Regions from separate parts of the Homo sapiens genome. Here region 2 is linked to region 1. A link is an interaction called in ENCODE POLR2A ChIA-PET data of the cell type or tissue named here. Cell type or tissue: MCF 10A. All regions are shown on one strand. Each heading gives the region's core, and the rest is flanking DNA. Links, peaks and the distances in the headings are about the cores only.

Region 1 (10,878 bases), core at 2,613-10,612:
TCAACCTTGCCAACACCTGGATTCTGGACGCCCAGCCCCCAGGACTGTAAGACAGCACACTTCTGTTGTTCATGCCACCCAGTCCACAGTACTTTCTTATGGCAGCCCTAGGAAATGAATACACCCGTAATCGGCAGATTTTGATTTAACATGGAAGTTTCTAACGCTCTTTATTTATTTTTTACTCCATAGTGATGGGAGGTGAGATAATTACCCAGTGGATTTACAGTCTGTCTAGACAAACTGAATTCATTCAGAGAGCTGTCTCACAGGAATGAAAAACAGCTCTTCCCTCAGCTAACTTGCATATGTACTTGAGATTGTTTGAACACTTCCAAGGTCCACCAAAGGAACACAATCACAGTGTTAATAGGAATCCTGACTGTTGAAGCTCCTCACTAAAGCCAAACTCCGTTGGGCCTTTCCCGGTCCTCGGCATCAGGAGCCCGGGCTGCACGTTCTTGTGCCTCATTTCAGGAGGGTCCAATCTTTTGGCTTCCCTGGGCCACATTGGAAGAAGAATTGTCTTGGGCCACACCTAAAATACACTAACATTAATGATAGATGATGAGCTAAAAAAATTGCAAAAAAATCTTATAATGTTTTAAGAAAGTTGATGAATTTGTGTGGGCTGCATTGAAAGCCATCCTGGGCCACGTGCAGCCCGCAGGCCACAGGTTGGGAAAGCTTGCCATCCTTTCAGAGCTTTGGTTGCTGTGACAATGCCCTGTTGTTTGACCACTCCTTCGTTTCAGACATCATCCCTAAAGAGATCACAAGCCTGGCCAGATTAGGAGATGCTTAAAGTGAAGCCTGGGATCTTTGGGACCTGGTCCCCATGGCTCCTGCACTCACTAAAGAAGAAATCGAGCCAGGCACCACCGCCGGGGACCTTGAAAAATGTCAAAGCACATGAAATTGTTTGTGGGTGGCTCCCATTTTCTTGTACTCTTTCCTTCCTTCCTTCCTTCCTTCCTTCCTTCCTTCCTTCCTTCCTTCCTTCCTTCCTCCTTCTTTCTTTCTCTTTCTTTCTTTTCTTTCTTTCTTTCTTTCTTTCTTTCTTTCTTTCTTTCTTTCTTTCTTTCTTTTCTTTCTTTCTTTCTCTCTCTCTCTCCCTCCTTCCTTCCCTCCTTCCTTCCTTCCTTTCTTTCTTTTCTTTCTTTCTTTCTTTCTTTCTCTCTCTCTTTCTTTCTTTCTTTGAGTCTTGCTCTGTCACCCAGGCCGAAGTGCAGTGTGGTGATCTTGGCTCACTGCAACCTCCGCCTCCTGGGTTCAAGCAACTCTCCTGTCTTAGCCTCCCTAGCAGCTGGGATTACAGTCGCCTGCCATCACGCCCAGCTAATTTTTGTATTTTTAGTAGAGACAGGGTTTCACCATATTGGTTACGCTGGTCTGGAACTCTTGAACCTCAGGTGATCCCCCCGCCTCGGCCTCCCAGAGTGCTGGGATTACAGGTGTGAGTCACTGCGCCTGGCCCTTGTACCCTTCTTTCAAGATGACCTCAAAAGCCCTCCAGAGTCCCTGCATTGAATTCCCACTCCACTCAAGGAGGCTGCCTTGGTCCTGGGGTGCAGAAAAGACTAAGAGTTATGTGTTGAAAGCTGTGGTGTGATGTCTGGGAGAGGCAGGACTCCTCAATTCAAATGACCTACAATGGAGACACAGTGTGAGGCAGATGTTCCCCAACTATAGGACGTCCTCTACAAGTAAAGAGCAGGGGAAGAGTTTAATATTGTATTAATCCTGGATCACTGCTCTCCCCTCACTTAGATACTGAATGGATAAACTGAGGTACCATTAAACAGACCATGAGGCAGTAGGTTTTCCATTCCAGGTGTTAACAGACAAAGTGGCACATTTTAAAAAAGAAACAAAAACCTAGTCCTCTTAATCGTATTGCTTAGAAGTGCTGTGACAGACAGAGATAAGCAGGTAGCTAGATAGATGTGTAGGTGTAAAGAAACAGAAAAAGATAGATTGACAGAAAGCAAGATGGCCTGTAAGTTAGATTATCTGCAAGGACGAGAGATAAATCGATAAATAGAGCAGTTACCTAACCACTTGCATTTTGTTTCCTCCCACATTCTTCTTAGCTTTAGATCAGCTACCAGAATTTTATCATTATGTACAGAGCAGGAAGGTACTTAAGTGATCTCCATATTCATTCTATGATGTTTCTTCAAGAAATTTTAATTAAGTCATTTTTGCATAAAAAATCAAGTACTATGAAGTTCCATGTATTAAGTGCACATTCAATATTAAGATGCATAAGTTATAAACATCCAAAAGACACTCCCCCAACTCCCAAAGAAACTCACAGCTTATGGACCTGCAGATGGTTCTGATGTGGGCAGTGGGAGCTGTAGCCTGGAAAATGAAGCTGTGACACCGTATGAAGTTCTGTGTCTTGGATTCTGTTTGTGGCTACCAGTGTAGCAGCTGACCACCCCTGCTGGCTGGTTATCAGGTATTTTAAAAGATACCATACATATTTGCAAAGAAGTCTCATTAAAAGCGATGATGGAAATACAGTGTGGAATACAGTGCCTGGCTTTGCAGCAAGACCTCCTGGTGTCAGCTCTTAGGGTAGTGGTAAAACACCCTCAGCTCTACAAGAGGACACAGTTCGTTCATTCATTCATTCATTCTTTCATTCATTTAAATATTTCTTGATGTCTACTCAGTGCCAGGATCTGAGCCAGGAAATATAGCGATGAACAAGTCCAACACATCTCTTTCTTCATGATGTTTACATTGTAAGCAGGGAGAATCTTCAAGTACTCCTATTGATTTGAAATAGACACTAGAGGAGAAAATCATGAAGGAAATAGGCTCAGAACTCATTGAGTTCAACAGAAGCAGTGAATTCATCAAACTCCAGACAATACTGTCCCATCTGAATTTCTTAAGACTCACGATCAGTGTTTGCCTCTCTTCATTGGTGATAGCCCTATTCTGTGGGGTAAAGTTTCTGAACAGAGCCCTAGAGAAGAATTCTGCTCTACCCATCATTTTCTCCTTTTCATACATACAGGTTTATTACCCATGCCACCATTTAGCTGCAGAAGAGTTAGAATCCTCCAACGTGGTTGGTGATTTGCCTGTGTAACCCCTTTCCATGAAACCACATTCTCCTGGCCAGGCAGCCGAGGGTGGTTTTAATGCCAGGAGTCTCCACAAAGGACATGAACAGCCCCACAGAGGTTGTCCACCTCACACCCACCACATGCCCTGGTAAAAGTGCCATCTCTCTTCTCCTTATCTTTTGTCTATTAAGCAGATAAGGGGAGTTGACTCCTATGCTACGCTAAGGGACACGACAAAGACAAGTGCCTCCCCTAGCCTGTGGCCATCACTTGATGTCCCATCACTCTTCCTCGTCTTTAGTGGAAGTTATTGGGTTGAACAACAGACATGACATCATTCAAGTGCCCTCAGCCTGGGTTGGGAGAAACAAGCCTATGTATTAACACAATATGTCATGTAATCAACCCTTCTTCTCTCCCCTTTTTCTTTGTTGAAGGATGGCACAGATCTACACAGTTGTCTTCAGGTTAGTGTGAGCTCTGAGCCCTCGAGAGTTTTCCTCAGAAGGAAGCTGTTCTGGAGAGCGTCTGTCATTTCCTCTCAGCAACTTTTGAAATTGAGCATTGAGGGAGTGTAGGAAAATTCCTAGGTTCTAGTGAATAGGCTCACTCAAGAGGCTGAAGAGAAAATATGCAAACTAATTATTGTAAAAACCTTTCATTTCCATAGTTTTCTAAAACAGTGATGTAATCATATTAAAGAACAGCCTGGGTTATACTTATAGTCTACCTATTAATAGGACAGCCTCTTACCGACACCTACATTTTTTCTGCTGCTCCCAAATGATGACATACACTTTGCTGTTTTAATACGTAAACCAAATTCATAAGCAAGTAGATAAGCCCCAGATTCTTCTTGCAGACACTGAACATTGTGGTCCCATAAATGCAAGTTCCATCTCTGCCATCATTATCACAATAATTATTATTTAACAATTACCATTTTTGCATTTCCCTCTCTTGTACTGGGCTATCATTTCCAGGGACTGTTTCTCTTGATCATTCCTGTATCCCTAGCATTTAGTACAGATTCTGGCACAAAATTGTCACTCAATGAACATTTCTTGCGTAGATGAATGGGTTTGAATTCGGAGCTGTTGATTTGCTTAGAGAAGTACCTTTTGTGAAAATGTCCACATGTTGTAGGTAGAAACAGGAGGTGAAACACGTGGAAATGATCACAGAGGAGCTAAGTATGATGCAGAGACACAGCCCTGTTCACGACAGTGCCACACAGAGGTGGCCGGCTGGGCACTGGAGGGGGTCAGGGGCTGCCTGATTGTCAGAACTGTCAGTGGCCTGATGACCACACACATTGCTGCTGGGCAAATTCTTACCTGAGAATTTCTTCCATTTCCTGGAAACACAATTCAAAATCTATATAAATGCCTTGTTTTTCTGGCGTTGTCTAAGAACAAAGTGTTCCTTGGTTTGAAATTTTCCAGATGACTATTTGGAATTTTACTCATTTTGGTGAATTATGTTATATTTTCTTGAAAGTTAGGCTGAAGTTCACTTAACTCTTTCTAAAGACTCAGAGTCACCCTGTTGGCTAGCTCTTGAGAGCATCTACAGAATGGTTTTATGTATGCACATACTTTTTATGGCTTGAAGAATACTTATGCCCAGACCAGTTGTTTGTAAGTCCCCCTCTACCCTTGTGGTGTGACAATAGGAATGGGCAGTGGGAAGCAGCAAGCAGCAATGGGGTAGCGGTGTGCAGAGCCCGTGGCTATCTGTTTTGTAGACTGGTACTTCTTGGATGTTGTGTGAGCAAAGAATCCTGGTTTCATATATACTACCATGCATTACTTTAATTAATCTTCAAAGTGTTTTGCTCAGGCAAGTGGGGACTTATTTCTCTCTCCACTTTACAGGAACACAAATTGATTCAGTAAAGTTTATTTTTTTCTTATTTATTTGTTTGTTTATTTTTTGAGATGGAGTTTTGCTCTGTCGCCAGGCTGGAGTGCAGTGGCATGATCTTGGCTCACTGCAACCTCTGCCTCCTGGGTTGAAGAGATTCTCCTGCCTCAGCCTCCCGAGTAGCTGGGATTACAGGTGCACACCACCACACCTGGCTAATTTTGTATTTTTAGTAGAGATGGGGTTTCACCGTGTTAGTCAGTCTGGTCTCAAACTCCTGACCTCAGTTGGTCCACCCACCTCAGCCTCTCAAAGTGCTGGCATTCCAGGTGTGAGCCACCACGCCCAGCAATTCAGTAAAGTTTAGATTTACTTTGTGAGAAAACACATAGCTAAAGCAAACATTCGTGCAGGGCCTACTTCGTGCCAGGTGTGGTTTTAGGACCTTTATACTATGATTTTATTTCAACATTTTTAGCATCAGCAATCTCATTCTACTAGGTCATGGCAAAACTGGACTAAGAGCTGTGGCATTTTTCTCTGAATCCCATGTTCTTTTCAGAGGGATTACATTACTTCTACAAAATAACACTGTCTTAGTCAATTTAGTGTTGCTATAACAGAGTATCTGAGACTGGGTCGTTTAGAAAGAAATGAGGTCTATTGAGCTCATGGTTCTGCAGGTGGGAAATTTCAAGGGCATGGCGCTGGCTTCTGGCCAGGGCTTTCCTGCTGTGTCATAACATAACAGAAGGTCAAAACTGGGGTAGGCATGTGTGAAAAGGAAGGGACCAAGGAGGGTGACATGTTTTATACCAACCTACTCTTGAGGGAACTAATCCATCTCTGCAAGAACTAATCCAGTCTTGCAAGAGTAAGAACTCACTCACTATCCTGAGAACGGCACCAATTTATCGTGAGGAATCCACCCCTATGACCCAAACACCTCCCACTGGGCCCCACTTCCCAACACTGTCTCTTGCAATGAAACTTCCACATGGGTTTTGGTGAGGACAAGGCACATCTAAGTTGTAGAAAATACCCATAAAAAGCTTGAGAAAGCACATGGATGGATATACATGACTTTGTTTCACCATCTTTGCCCTTTTCTATTGATACAACGATGCTCTTGAGTCTAGAAAAAAGTGCTTCAGGCTGAACGGGTTTCAGATGGCTGTCCACTGGATTTCTGGTTTTACCTTTTATCTCTAATGGGCTCACCCCGCACCTACCTTAAGGCCAGGTTCATCACTGCAAAACACAAATCCAATTCCAAAACACTGGGAAGCAATCAGATTGGATTGTTCTTTTCTTAGGAAAAGAAAGCAAAAACTTACCCCCCCATAAGGCACCACTGCCTAAAACCATCTGTAAGCATTTCTGTCATTTCCTTGGAGGCTTGAGACTCACCTGTGAGAGGGAAAGCATCAACCTCTCCCACATACCCTTAGTTGCCCTAAACGATTCACCCCTGTGTTCCACCTTTAGTAAAAGAAAAGCACGGTGATTACCAGAATTCAGTGCAGAGCCATCCCTTAACAAGCAATGGTTAAGAAACAAGGGAGGGAAGGAAGAAAGGAAGAAAGGAAGGAAGGAAGGAAGGAAGGTAGGTGGGGGGGGGGAGGGAGAGAGAGAAGGAAGAAAGGAAGGAGGGAAGGGAGGGAGGGAAGGAAGGAAAGAAGGAAATGGAAGGAAGGAAGGAGAGAGGGAGGAAGGAAGGAAGAAAGGAAGGAAGGAAGGAGGGAGGGAGTGATGAAGGAAGGAAGGAAGAAAGAAAGAGGGTGGGAGGGAGGGAGAGAATGAAGAAGGAAGGAAGGAAGGCAGGGAAGGAGGGAGGGAAAGAAGGAAATGGAAGGAAGAAGAGAGGGAGGAAGGAAGAAAAAAATGGAAGAAAGGAAGGAGAGAGGGAGGGAGGAAGGAAGGAAGGAAGAGAGGGAGGGAAGGAGGGAGGGAGGGAGGGAGGGAGGGATCAGAAATCATAGCCAGTGAAACCCAGAAAACCGTTAGGCAGGAATTAGGACAATACCTTACTCAGGTTTGCATTCCCAGCATTTAGCACCATATGCATCATGCATCAAAAATGTTGTTGGGTGAATGCTGAGCAACAGCCACACACTGAATAAACCAGGCAGGTTGACGTCACAGGGGAGGGCACAGTGTTCCTGGACTCTGAGTGGGTGGCTATTTTTCATGCCAAGTCATGACAGTAGCATTCAGTGTGGTGGGTAAACACAGTCTTATGAATCTCACTTTTAAAAAACTGGAAGTGCTATAGATAAAAGCTTTCATAATTTTGAGATAATAATGGTAAAAATTATCATTTTTGCTTACTATTTGTGATGGTTAATATTGAGTGTCAACTTGATTGGATTGAAGGATGCAATGTATTGCCCCGGGGTGTCTGTGAGGGTGTTGCCAAAGGAGATTAACACTTGAGTCACTGGACTGGGAGAGGCAGACCCACCCTCAATCTGGGTGGGCACCCAGCTGCCAGCTCAGCTGCCAGTGTGGCTAAAATAAAGCAGGCAGAGGAACGTGGAAGGACTAGACTGCCTGAGTCTTCTGACCTTCATCTTTCCCCTGTGTTGGATGCCTCCTGCCCTCAAACATCAGACTCCAGGTTCTTCAGCTTTTGGACTCTTGGACCTACCCCCCGAGTGGTTTGCCAGGGGCTCTCAGGCCTTCGGCTACAGACTGAGGGCTGCATTATCAGCTTTCCTACTTTTGAGGTTTTGGGACTTTACTGGCTTTCTTGCTCCTCAACTTGCAGATGGCCTGTTGTGGGACCTCACCTTGTGATCATGTGAGTCAATACTCCTTAATAAACTCCCTTTCATATATGCATCTATCCTATTAGTCCTGTCCTTCTAGAGAATGCTAATACAATATTTTTAATTTTTATATCCCACAATAAAACTCAGAAGTAGTTAAGTCAGGCTTAAATGCAAGAGAACGGTTTATATTAATTATTGGCCATAACCAACAAAAAATTTCAGAAAAGTCAGTATCATCATGCTGCCTTTATCCAGCACTGACTTTGTTAAGCCTTCCAGAATCTGTCATGTATGAGATTCAACCTGAAATACATACACGCAACAGGTGCATCTTAGGGCTTTGAGGCCAACTGCAACTCATAGTTGCCAAGAACCACCAGCCCTGAGAAACACCTGAAGAAGAAGATTGGTTTAGTGTTTGGGTCCTTCTATGACCTTGAAGAAAGCACTGGGGAAGACATGATTGTGCCTTCACTGAGTAGCCCCACCAGCCATCACCACTTCATTTCTTACCCACCTTTGTAGTATACTCATTCCTAATTAAGAAGGCTGAGGCAGAGCCAAGGGTTAAGTTAACGCAAGGCTGGTACCTTTCCTAGGCTTGCCAGTCATTTGCACACAGAGAAGACCATAGGAAACTGAAAGAAGAACAGAGAGAGAGAATCTAGGTTTCCTGACAATGTAAATTACATCTTAGTATGAGAAGTTAAACAATATCCATTGTTTTGAACTATTTTTTCCCTTAAATCCACAGTGGTAAGTCCTTTCTCTTTCAAGGACTGTTGATCATCACAGGAAACCGGGACCATCCGGTCAAGTCAGGGCATCTCTGCTAATCTTTAAGTTTATAAACTGGTACAAGAAATAAATAAAGAACCTGAGTTGGAATTGCCGGTTGGTTTAGGCTTATCTTATTTGGAGAAAGTAATAAATTGATTATGCTTTAAGTGAACAGTGGGAAGCGATTGATGATTCAATAACTTTAAATTAAAAGAAGATTTACTGGAAAATTGGCAGTGCTGCAGCAGATTTGAGTCGTCTGTTAAGTAACAGTTAGTGCCACATGCCATGACAAATCCAGAAGCCAGTTTGTGGGGAAAAAAAAAAAAAAAAAAAAAAAAAAAGGGATCCTCTTCCCTGGATATATTTTACTTTTGAGCCCATGAAGAAGATTTGAAGCCAATGAAGAAGATTCGAAGGCACCTTTCAGAAAGGGAAGTGAGTGGGGGCAAAAGAAACCGCCACCATCTGCTGCCTCCCAGATACGATGATAAAAAATATGGCATATTGTTTAGAAGTAAGGACATTGCCCTTTTTCTTTTCTTTTCTTTAATTTTGATGTGCATCATTATGATTTCAAATAATGAAATATAAGTGGACTTTTAAGTTCTGTTTCTGGTCTGTTGAGGTTGACACGGCTCACTGAAAGTTCATATCTCTGGCAGGTACATGAGGGAAATACACACCCCTCCCAGGGATGATGGAAGGTTAAGGTCCTAACACCTCCTGCACATCTGAGCAGCTGCACATTGAACCAGATAGTCCTGGAATGTGGGAAAACAGAGGCAGACTCAAGAGTCTGGAACATTATTTTAGGATCACACAAAAAAGATACATAATTTTCATAGGTAAGTGTTGTTTTTTTGTTGTTGTTGGAAAAAAGTTTCTCACTAATAACTATCTAAAAGGGAAGTAATTAGGGTTTCAGGCGTTCTAAAAATAACTGTAAAGAGGGTTTTGTTTTGGTTTTGGTTCGTTCTGGTGTGCCTTACAGCTTTCCCTAAGGCAACACACTTACTGACCTATTGCTAGGGCAAATAGGTGGAAAAAAACAAGCTTTCCTCTCTCTGGAGAAAGGAAGGGTCAGGTGTAACACTGAAGTGACTCAAAAGTAGGGGAGCTTGTATCAGCTCTGGTCTGCACAATGATTCCCCTGCTCTTTACATAGAAAAAGAAGAAAGGAGGAGAAATCTCACAGCAATGTCCTTGATTTAACCGTACAAAAGGGCAGAAATGATTGATCGTTATTTTGCCGTTTGGGCTATTGTTCATTTAAATTTCATGTGCCAATTCTGACTGATTAGCAGTGGCTGCTTGGAGCATTGTGTGAGGAAGAACTCTCAGGCACATGGTGAGCACTCAGTTAGCACTTGCTGTATGTTGAATGAATGCCTGTCTTGGACACAGGGAAAGGAGTGGTACAACATGTGTTGCAGAGTTGCCTGGAGTTGACACCAAGAAAGATATTCTAAAGAGGAGAAGGTTAGGGATGAGAGACAAAGATGCATGCTAAGGTTGATGAGCTGTTCTCCTAACATAAAGCCTGATCTGGCCTTCGATTTCAGTACACATGAGTAAACTGTTAAAGGATGCTACATTAATTGGCCGTGTATATCTGAACTCTTGAAACAATGCATGCTCTTTGACCCTACCTCCGCCCCACAAGTCTAGTTCTAGCAATTTAACCTAAGGAAATAATGAGGATGTGAACAAAGCCTTAGCTACGGTGGTGTTTGACAGAAGCATTTCTTATTTATAAAAAAGAGAAACCCGTGCAAAGTAACTCAGGTTCAAAAAGAGGTTAACATAAGGCAGTATTTCTCAAATTTGGCCTGTTGACATTTGGGAACAGATAATTCTTTGTTGTAGGGGCTGTCCTGCACATTGTAGGATACTTAGCAACGTCCCTGGATTTTATCCACTAGATGCCAGTAGCAGCCCCTCACTAGCTGTGACAACCCTATACCTTCAGATATTGCCAAATGTCTCCTGGGAGGAGTGGGAAACCCAAACCACTCCCAAGTAAGGATCACTGGTATAAGGGTATAGAGCTCTGGCAATTCAAAAAAAGCTGAAAAACCAGGATTCAAAATCTGAAGAGCTGCAGCATCTTGAGTGCAATCATCTCTCTTACTCCCATTTCCCCTTCTGCTGACCTTGTTTGATTTATAGGACATAGATCTGCTCCATTCTAACTCTGAGTCTCTGCTCTTCATAATTGCAATGTGTACTTAGGGTAATAATGACACCGCACACATAACTTTATATGACCTTTCAGCTCAATTATCCGCCACCGACTGCTAACTTCTTTCTGCTTCTTAGTTTAAATTAAGAAAAGAGGTAGCTGATTGGTTCTACTCATTGTGAAAAGT
Region 2 (10,878 bases), core at 1,190-9,189, 96 kb after region 1:
TACTTAATGCTGCTGAAGCATATACTTAAAAATGGTTGGGCCAGGCGCGGTGGCTCATCCCTGTAATCCCAGCACTTTGGGAGGCCGAGGCAGGTGGATCACCTGAGGTCAGGAGTTTGAGACCAGGCTGGCCAACATGGTGAAACCCCATCTCTACTAAAAATACAAAAATTATCCGGGTGTGGTGGCACACGCCTGTAATCCCAGCTACTCAGGAGGCTGAGGCAGGAGAATTGCTTGAACCCAGGATGCAGAGGTTGCAGTGAGCCAAGTTCGTGCCATTGCACTCCAGCCTGGGTGACAAGGGTGAAACTCCAAAACTCCATCTCAAAAAAAAAAATGGTTAAGATGGTAAATCTTATGCATATTTAACACAAAAGGTCAGCTCCTACCCTTGTTAAACCTCTCCTGGTCACCCTTACCCTCACTGGGTAAGGTGACTTCTGCAGCCTCTTCTCGATTGGGGGGCATGCCTGTGGAACAGAAGTTCTCACACACCTCACTTGTAATGGTGGACTTGTCTTTTTTTCTGTAGACTGTGAGCTTCTTGAGGGAGTATTTCTATGTTTTGCTTTGAGTCCCAGGTGTTTAACACGATAACTGTCTCTATTTGTTGACTAATTGACTGAAAAAAGTGAAACTTGATTTTGTGACTTTTTTATGTTCTATATACTACACAAGGACTTACTGTTTTATGTTTTAAGCGCATCTGATTATTTTGGATTGTAAGGTTCTCAAAGTACATCGGCCACAACTGTGAGTATTTTCATAACTCAGAAATTATTACAGTATTCTAGTGAGTCCACTGAGTGTGCTCAATACTGATGAGATAGCTGTCTTTTGTAGGTAGGGAGATATGGGAAAGTTACAGTTAGTTTCAGCTGGTAGCAGGAGAAAAACAGCTTGTTTGGACATAGCCAGCATTTAACAAGGATCTTTAGTTTTCACTGCAACTATTTGGGAAACTTAGTCAATGGATACTTAAAATAGGAAGTAATTGATTCTCCACTAATTTATTCCAACAGTCAATTATTAATCAACAAATATTTACTGAACGCCTACAGTGCACCACCGTTGGGCATGAAATGGTGAATCCAGTCCGATGGAGTCTTTTCCCCCATGGTTAAACATTAAGAACGACGCCGTGTCTCTCTCCAAGATGCCAAGGATACATTTATTTTTATTCTAATTACTTTTAACAAAGTTAAAAAATGAGATTTAGAATTTCTCTAACACTGAGGCTCAGAAAGATCATCTTGTTTAAGATCACGTCATCCATGATCTTGATGTCTGTTTACGATCACATGATCCGTGAACTTGACGTCATCAGGGCAGCCGTGAGCGCCGCTCTTCTGGGTGACACTGGCCCATCTTCAGCAGCTCATTAACAAGAAGCAGCCCCACGGAGTGCCTGCCAAACAATCTTAAGATGACTTTATAGTTTAAAAATGCATTTCAATCATTTTTATTGGCCATTTTGTATAACACCCTGACTGGTCTTTGGCAATATTATCATGGATTTTTTTGTTTGTTTGTTTTTCCTTTTGGTTTTTGAGATGGATTCTTGCTCTGTCACCCAGGCTGGAGTGCAGGGACGTGATCTCAGCTCACTGCAACCTCCACCTTTCGCGTTCCGGTGATTCTCCTGCCTCAGCCTCCCGAGTAGGTGGGACTATAGGCACTCACCACAACGCCCGGCTAATTTTTTTGTATTTTTAGTAGAGGCGGGGTTTCGCCATGTTGGCCAGGCTGGTCTCAAACTCCTGACCTCAGGTGATCCACCCGCCTTGGCCTCCCAAATTATCATCATTTTAAGGCGATGCAGAAACAAGTGTTTGTGCAAAACTGGGACGAGGTGGGAGAGAAACAAGAGAATGTTTTTCAGTGATCCTAGGCCCTCTAGAGCACCCCTGATAGAGCTGAGGTCAGAAATCATAGTGAGCAGGCAGCTTCTTCAGCGCTTCTGTTTCCCAGGCTTGGCCTCATGATGGACAGGATCTCCCTCTCCAGGATGCGCTTGATTGCAGCTCAATAACACCAGAGACTCTAGCTTGGAGTCCTTGCTGTTTTAAAGGTATCCTAGTTTTCATCATCAGTAGAAAGGAGTACTATATTTTGGCACGGTGAGGATTTTGTACACAAACAGTTAAATCACTTATCTAGTCACTATTTCGTTAATATTAGATGTTTTGGTCTATTCTTGCATTGCTATAAAGAAATGCCTGAGACTGAGTAATTTACAAAGAAAAGAGGTTTAATTGGCTCATGGTTCTGCTGGCAAGTGGCTGCATAGTGTCTTCTATTTCTGGGGTGGCCTCAGGGAGCTTTTACTCATGGCACAAGGCAAAGTGGGAAGAGGCATGTCACATGGCGGGAGCAGGATGGAGCGAGAGAGAGAGGAAGCAGGTGCCACACACTTTTAAACAACCAGATCTAGTGAGAACACACTCACTGGACAGAACCAAGGGGGGATGGTTCTAAACCATTCACGAGAACTTCACCCCCACAATCCAGTCACCTCCCACCAGGCCCTACTTCCAACACTGGGGATTACAATTTGACATGAGATTTGTTGAGGACACAAAGCCAAATGATATCCTTAGAATACACAACATGGTGTTTTCACATGGGAACTGGTGGCATTTGGGCAACTTTCTGTAAGTGTTGCTACTTACTGCTCCTCTCAGTCTGCACTCCTGACTCCATCTTGCTGTAGGTACCTAACCTTAACAATACGGAAAGGAGCCTCCTACCTGGAACTGCATAAAGGAAACAAAAAATAGATGTGTCCAAGCTATGACATGAATTACTGGCACACAACAAATAACCAAATTAAATGACACCCTGTTACAGCTCTTATGGCTGGAATCACAAGAAAAGGTCATCAATTCGCTCAAGTCAAAAAAGGGAATGTATTGGTGTTGATAACTACAAAGTCCAGTAGCAGTCTTAGCATTAAGCAAGGCTGGATTCCAGAGCTTAAATTATCCTCTGGTTCTTGCAAAGATTGACATCAACTACTTTGGGTTACTTGGTCCTTGCCTTTAGCCAAAGGAGAGAAATAGCTTCCTGAGTAGCTCTGGTTGGTCCAGCTCGGACCTTGCCTTTCCTTCCCTGAGCCAGTCTCTGGAACCAAAGGAATAATGCACTCTGACTGGACAGTCTGCATCTGATAGAGACAAAACAAGGCCACCTAGGGAAGAGGCAGTTCCAGACTGGGGAAGATTCTGGGAAAAAAAAAAGATATCTACAATACTATGTGTATAAACTCACCCACAAAAATCCTAGTAGCACTAACACTGTCTTAATTTCTCCATTAGGAATCAGAAAAACCTTTAATGAAGAGTGACGGAGAGAATGGCCTGTGATTGGATTGTGAGCCTGTTTCTGCCACCAGGCAGCCCCTCTGCAGGCATCTCCCTCCCACCTGACCCGTGGTCTGTGCGAGTGCAAGTTAAAAGGGTCATTTCCTTGCCTCAGAGCTGATCTCAGCCTTAGATACTTTCCAGTTTCTCTGCTACCTGTCATTCAGTCTTTTGAAGTACAGCATTAATTTTAACTGTGATTTCATTGCAAAAACAAATTTGCCAATGGAATGCTATTCGTGTCATTTATTTCCCCAGATCTTCCTATGAGCTCATCTCTCTCATTCAATTGTCTCTACTCCAATGTCACTTCCTTGGCTGAAGGAAAAATCAGTCCTCATTCCACACACTGCAACCTTGCCTTAGTTGATTTACAGCACATATCGTATCATAACCTGACCACAACTACCTCTTGCTTAACTGTTTATTTTTTCGCTCTCCTCCCAGAATATATCCTAAGACAAAGAATTGCATATTGGCATCGTAGTTTCCAATCTAAGCACATGCGCAAGGGAACTCAGGTTAGTTGAGCTAACATTTTCTTCCGCTATAAACTAGTGTTCCTTAAAGAGCAATTTTTTAGAATACTGGTTTCCTTGATCAAAATATGTTTGGGAAATGGAATATATGCTTCATGAGGACAGGCTATCTTTTCATGGTGATATATCTAGTATATAAAAGTGTATCTTAGTACACAGTAGGTACTCTCTAAATGTTTGTTGAATGAATGAATCTAGGCAACTTAACCTTAGTTGTTTTTTTTTTTTTTTTTGACACAGTCTTGCTCTGTCCCCTAGGCTGGACTGAGTAGCATGATCTCGGCTCACTGCACTCTGCTTCCTCAGGTTCTAGCGATTCTCCTGCCTTGGCCTCCTGAGTAGCTGGGATTACAGGTGCATGCCACCATGCCTGGCTAATTTTTTAGTATGTTTAGCAGAGACGGGGTTTCACCATGTTGGCCAGGCTGGTCTAGAACTCCTGACCTCAAGTGATCCACCCGCCTCGGCCTCCCAAAGTGCTGGGATTACAGGCGTGAGCCACTATGTCTGGCTCCTTCACTTTTTTGAAATGTAAAGTCTTGAGATATCAACGAAGAGACTTGCTTAACTTTGTTTAACTCAATCTTCACTCTGCAGTTTTCATGGGAGACACTTAGGCGGCTTTTCTGTAAGATACCGTCTTGTCTTACTCCATGAAAAGAGGCTAACTTTTATCATGTAAAACGTTACAGTGGAGAAGGTGATTGCAGTAGTACGGTAGTGATAGAGGGTTTTGCTGGGCAGAGCACAGAGTCCTGTTTTAAAGATATTAGACAGCATAGAACGGTGTGGGGAGGGGCACTGGGGAATTCTTCCTGGACAGCAAACGGCTCTTATAAAACAACAATTTGATGAGCTCAGTGCAAATGAATCAGAAACATATGGATTCAATTTCCCTTGAAACACATATGGCTTTAACAATTAAACACTACAGCGATTAGCAGGGAAAAGAATACACAACAGGGATTTGATGGTGGCCATTGGAAAACATGTCTGAGGTCTTTCCTGAGCCCAACCTGGGTCATTCCCATAGGACACATGGAATTCTAGCTGCAGGACACGAAACATCCTTTTCCAAATGCAATCTGTTGGGAGCATTAGTAGTAACTTAGCAGTAATTTTCACAGCCGCTCTGTGGAGGAGAAATGGCTTTTATGTTAAGGAGAATGGGTGGAGTAGAATTACATTTTTGGGGGGTTACAGTTTCTGCCTTTGTTATACTGATATCATGCATAGACACACACACACACACACACACACACACACACACACGCAGAGTGTTTGTGTATGTTATGGTAATTATCTTCAAGGAACTCAAATCCCTCCAAAGACATTATCTCATTTGTTTTTATTATGTGTGCCCAAGAGATATATGTGATTATTTCAGCTCCACATTTAGGGAAGGAACCTAAAGAACAGAGAGGTTAAGGGAGTGACCCCAATCACACAGCTGGCCCGTGGACTGGCCAGGCAAGAGCAACGTCTCCAGCCTGCAGTCGGCCAGTTCCCACTTCCTCATCTGCCCTGGCTCTAGATTAATAAAGTCATGCACAGCATTGCTGTATATTAACTTGAAATTGTGTTTCCTAAGGGGAATTCTGGTTTTTCCAATGATACTGTAGCACTCAGCAACTGGTGAGGAAGATGCAATTAATTTTTCCCTCATGAATATGATCATTATATAAACTAGCTCAGCAGCCTCCGGGGCCAGATACAAGACACTGAATTATATATCACAAAGCTGTTCCTTCTATCAAACAGCTCAGGGCCAAAAGGAAAACCCAGAAGGCCACATGATCACGTGTCATCATCCTTACTTAATGGACACAACAGTTTTCTAATCCGCTCAAATGTGGGGGAAAACCTTGCCCCCTCCTTCTACTTCATTTTAAAAGATGGTAAATGTATTTTTTTTTTAGATCAAAGGGAGTAGCCTATGCGATCTAATATTTTGGATCTTTCTATATCTAATTCAACTACCTCAAATATCTTTGGCCCACAAAATGGTCCCCCAGGGTTTATTTAGTATAATAATATTTTAAAGCTGGAGCAAACTTTATAGGTGATTCATACCAATAGTTTTCAGTCTGGCCAAGCATTAAACCTTTGTGGCACAGCAGGAGCGGGTGGTGGCGATTAAAGAAATCCCACACCAACAAGAGCTGCCCTGCCTGCCCTGAGGAGGAGCTCAGGCACCTGGCACCTGCTCGCAATTCCAAGGGGCAGCTTATCCAGTAAGCCCCAGCTGCACCCACTCCAACCCTGCCACCCAGAGATGAAGCAGCCTCACCAAACACACAGGTCATTGCCTTTTCTGTTCCATGGATTTGTTCATTCCAGAAATGCTGTATTCGTATGGGTACCCATCTTAAAATTTTACCTGGGGCAAGGCATGGTTGCTCATGCCTGTAATCCCAGCATTTTGGGAGGCTGAGGTGGGAGGATCGCTTGAGTCCAGGAGTCCAAGACCAGCCTGGGCAACATAGGGAGACTCCGTCTCTACAAGAAATAAAAAATTAGCCACGTGTGGGCATGAGTGCCTATGGTCCCAGCTACTTGGGAGGCTGAGGCGGGAGGATTACTTGAGCCCAGGAGATGGAGGCTGCAATTTGCCATGATGACATCACTGCACTCCAGCAACAGAGCAAGATTCTGTCTCTAAAATATCTCTCTGTCTGTCTCTCTCTCTCTCTCTCTCTCTCTCACACACACACACCCCTGGGATTTGTTTTAATCAGGTATGATAAGACCTGCACAGACACAGAAATGACTGTTAAGACAGGAAGCATTTAAACTCTCACATCACCCCTGGAAACAGGGGGAGGGCACACCACGCAGGGCCATGTGGGGAAGCAGCAGGGCCAGCCAGCAGCCGGGGGGAAGGAGGGAAGAGCCGGGTGGAAGCCTTTACTGGGTGTCACAGGAGGCAAGGTGAGGGAGCTGCGCACACACCTGGGGCTGGGTAGTTCAAGCCATTTCTGCAGGCTCCGGGGTGCTGGGGTGGTCCCCCCTTGTCAGATACCTGGTCCTAGGGTGATGGAGGGCAGGAGAATAGTATCACAGACTGCAGGAACCGGATAAAAGGATGAGGGTGGGGCATGGACAGGATTGGTTGGTTTGCATGTCATGGGCGCACTCATCTGCAAGCCTAGTATCCCTAGAAATTAGCTAACCTCAGGGGGCCATTCCTTCCCAGATTCACAAGGCCCCGAGATGTCAAAGCATCATAAAATACAAAAGATGTTAATAAATAACATGATTAGTACAGTACCTCATTAACCATCAGAGTGCTAAATGAGGATCACAGAAATAAAATAATTAAAAAAGCTTTTAACTGCATGTTTTCAGTTTATACATGGTTTTCAGATATAATTTCTCTTTTAGTCTTCCTAGAAAATCTCCATAATAATATCATCATCCCTGGATACGGAAACGAAGGCTGAAAGAGAGAAGAGGACGTGGTTTCCTGATAGCAGAGTTCAGGGTGGAAACTCCAGATCCAGCTTTCTGCCTGTGACGATTCTGGTGGATGTGAGCCTTGGGTGCTGCCTCTGACACCTGCTGTGCACGGCAGCCAGAGACCGCGTCCAGAATGCAGGCAGTTTGTCTCCCACAACGTGACAGGTGGTGCCGGCCTAAGCTATGATCCGCTAACAAAATAGGGCTATGAGCCCTCTGCCTTTCAGAGCAGGCGGGGAACATTCCTGCAATGCTATGGGTTGGGTGTGTGAGTTTTTTCTTGAAGAACGTAATTAGAAAGGGGGGTTCTATGTGTCATGTATAAAATACCGATGGGCCAGCCACAGAGAACGCTGTAGGCTTTGACAGACAAGACAGGGTGTCTTTACCAGCAAATGGACACCATGCCACATCATCCTTAATGAAATACGTGCACTTTAGTGAGACAAAAATGCATCCGTAGCTCTGCCTGCCTCCTCACGATCCTTCTCCAGCTATAAGGACATCAAATAAACCATTTAGACAGAGGGCCCTTTAATGAGTTTCTCAGCGGCAGTGAATCAAGTCAGAAAGGTAATTCAACCCTCACTCCCAAGGTACAAGGGAAGGCAAGAAAAACTGTTTCTTTAGATTCCATTCTGTCCACAGAACCATTCATCAATTTCCTTCGAGAGTCTGAATCAATCCCAGCAGGACCGCTTGCCAAAAAGAACGCTCTGTGGAGACACAAGCCCCAGCTTGTGTTTGCTCTCTGGGTCTCTTCCCTCCTCTTTCTTCCTCCGGGTGGCAGGAGGGCACCGTGGCAACACAGGAGGCATGACCTACAACAGGCCCCCGAGCTCCTGGGGCCCCTGCATGCCCTGTCGTAGGTTTCTGAGTACTCATTCTCATGGGCTGCTTGCCCATTAGCTGATGTCACTTAAATAACTGCTTTGCCAGAGCTGGCTTGTGTAGGACTCATCTGAGGTCCTTACCAACAGAAGGAATAAGGAATTCACATGGAAAGTTGGCCTCACCCTGCTCTTCCCTCATCAATGGAATAATCTGAAATGTGCAGATTACCAATGCTTCCAGAGGCACCGAACTCAATGGTTTGGCTTGGCTTTGTGCTTCAGTCCACACAGATGGCAGGAGCAACTTAGAGGTGGGAGAGATACTTAGAGAGCAGCGACTCAAATATTTTCATTTGATTGCTTTAAAAAAATGAGGCTTTGAGAGGTGAAGTATTAACCTCTTGCCCACCATTATACCACTGCAGAGAAAAATCAATTCACCTGAAGTCAGGGCTCTGTCCAAAAGAGGACCCACAGTTTCTGAGTCCCTCACTGGTTTGAGCATGTGTCTTTTACCACATGGAGATTTTTAGACATTGTGTGCTTTGTAGGGTTTACTCATTTTAATTAAAAAAAAAAACAAAAAACCCTTTCATGTTGTGCAGCTCATCGTCGAAATGCTAGGCAACACGCCGAATGTTTTATTACAAACCAGCATTCCCTGCAGAAAAGTCTTATTTTGATTAATCTTCAGCACTTACAGCTCCTTTCTGCCAATCAAAGTTTCCATCACGCACAGGGTGCTGTTGTAGAGACCAAGTTGACATGTTGAGGCAGCCCAGAACAACTTTAGAGAGGAGAGGGAGGACTTTTCCTGTCTCTTTTGATAAGGGAAATAGTATGTTTTAAAGACACCTTTGTGGAATCCTTCTTCCCTTAGAGTAGATTGAAAGACTCTCACTTTAAAATAGCCACCCCAGTGGAGTAAAAAAGATGCTGAGTTCTCGTTCTCATGAATATACTGCTGATTAGAAGAACAAGATGTTGACAAACCCAGCCCAGATAGGTCTATAAAGCTTGAAAGAATTTACTGAATAGGCTGGGCGTGGGGGCTCAAGCCTGTAATCCCAGCACTTTGGGAGGCTGAGGCAGGTGGATCACGAGGCCAGGAGTTTGAGACCAGCCTGGCCAACATGGCAAAACCCTGTCTCTACTAAAAACACAAAAATTAGCTGGACCTGGTGGTGTACGCCTGTAATCCCAGCTACTTGGGAGGCTGAGGCAGGAGAATTGCTTGAACCTGGGAGGCGGAGGTTGCAGTGAGCCAAGATCAAGCCATTGCACTCCAGCCTGGGCAACAGAGTGACTCTGTCTTGGAAAACTAAATAAATAAAATAAAATAAATGAAACACAATATTTATCCATTAGCATCTGTTTGTAGGTGTGTAGTAAAATATCGGTTAACATTAATTTCATATTGAAATTTCAGAAGCCTTTTGAGATTGCTATTAAATCATTTAAAGCAGCTCCTCTTTTCTTGGTAAAACCCTTTCATTTGAAGTGTCTGCTATTACATTATTGGACCTAGATTTCATTGCTATAAAAGATCTTTAATTTGGGTACATTTGTAAGCTGTACATATTATTGATTTATATCTCATACTCATTTTTCCAGTGATTATTACCAAAATATCATTCTGTGTAAAGCTATTTGCAGTTTTGACAAACCTTGGAAGAATTACGAGCAAACTGTTGAGATGCAATCCTTTGCATCTAGGATAGGCGCTCCACCGGTTACCAAGGTTCTTCTTCTAGCATTGAAATTAGTGTGTACACAGTGGTCTCCCCAGGTGGGCTTCTCTAAGGTTCTCAGCACTTATCCTGCTCTTGAAGTTAGCAGTTGTTTGATTGTCCAAGTAGTAAAAATGCATATTGATACTGAAGCTGGTTTGTGTTCCTGCTCTCTTTTCTTCTAAAATTGTAGGTTACAATGTTAGACTTTGTCCCTTCTCTTTTTTTCTTATTTCTTCATTCATTCAACAAACAATCACTGAGCACCTTCTTTGTGCCAAACACCAATCTCGACTCCAGGGATACTGCACTGAACCATCCAGATCTCAGCTGTGAATTGCTGTCAGGAACATTGTGCTTTGAGAATGAATTCATTACATTACTAGCAGAGTTCATCACCACACGCATCACTACAGCAGAGCTTAATTATCATTAATGTGATATTAACATTTGTGTATTTATTCATTACACACACAATTGGCAATATTATCTTTCCTAGATAAAATACTTTAACAAGTCCAATTACTAAGCTGCTGAAAGGACATACATAAATGTTTGTAAATAAATAGAGGTTTGGAAGATACAAGATGATTGTGACAAATGTCTGTCCCTGAAAGATGATAATCATTGAAAAGCATTACATTTATTTTGAGGAAACTGGTTTTTTTCTCAACAGAAAAAAACATATTTGTAGCAGCTGGAATAAGAGGTAGGCATAGTATGAGAATAATACCTAATTTCATAGCAAGTCCGTTTTATTTCTTATGATTTGCTGTTCCATTGTGATTACAGTTTGTTGACTAGTGGCCCCTTCAACCTTTTTATGATTTGTTCTTACAACCAATCATTCTTCTCTTTCTTCTACAGTGTTGATTCCTCTTCCTCATGATAGCATCTCATTTTGATCTAGTTATCTGTTTGAGCTTTGCTCTACTATTTTCTTAGCATTTTC

What was found. Peaks named below come from ENCODE experiments on the same cell type or tissue, not always from the same donor. Only the 100,000 strongest peaks of a DNase experiment are listed, where the experiment ranks them.
Region 2: POLR2A ChIA-PET joins it to region 1 with 5 read pairs; 2 of 35 experiments call an interaction of 5 or more read pairs at or near these places.

The regions. Positions count from the first base shown.
Region 1 is chr10:6,772,133-6,783,010 of GRCh38, forward strand. It overlaps LINC00706 (long intergenic non-protein coding RNA 706), which reads right to left and starts at 7,048. Exons shown (of 2, transcript NR_108074.1): 1 at 6,979-7,048; 2 at 2,171-2,803. It overlaps LINC00707 (long intergenic non-protein coding RNA 707), which reads left to right and starts at 7,466. Exons shown (of 5, transcript NR_038291.1): 1 at 7,466-7,755; 2 at 9,172-9,354. In MCF 10A, for the core only: no CTCF peak of the experiment used is centred there; a DNase peak (open chromatin) is centred at 7,089.
Region 2 is chr10:6,869,988-6,880,865 of GRCh38, forward strand. All of the region lies in intron 3 of LOC105376387 (a long non-coding RNA gene), which reads right to left. Among named protein-coding and RNA genes, the nearest start is that of LINC00707, 96 kb to the left of the region's middle. RefSeq lists an enhancer at 7,015-7,515. In MCF 10A, for the core only: no CTCF peak of the experiment used is centred there; no DNase peak of the experiment used is centred there.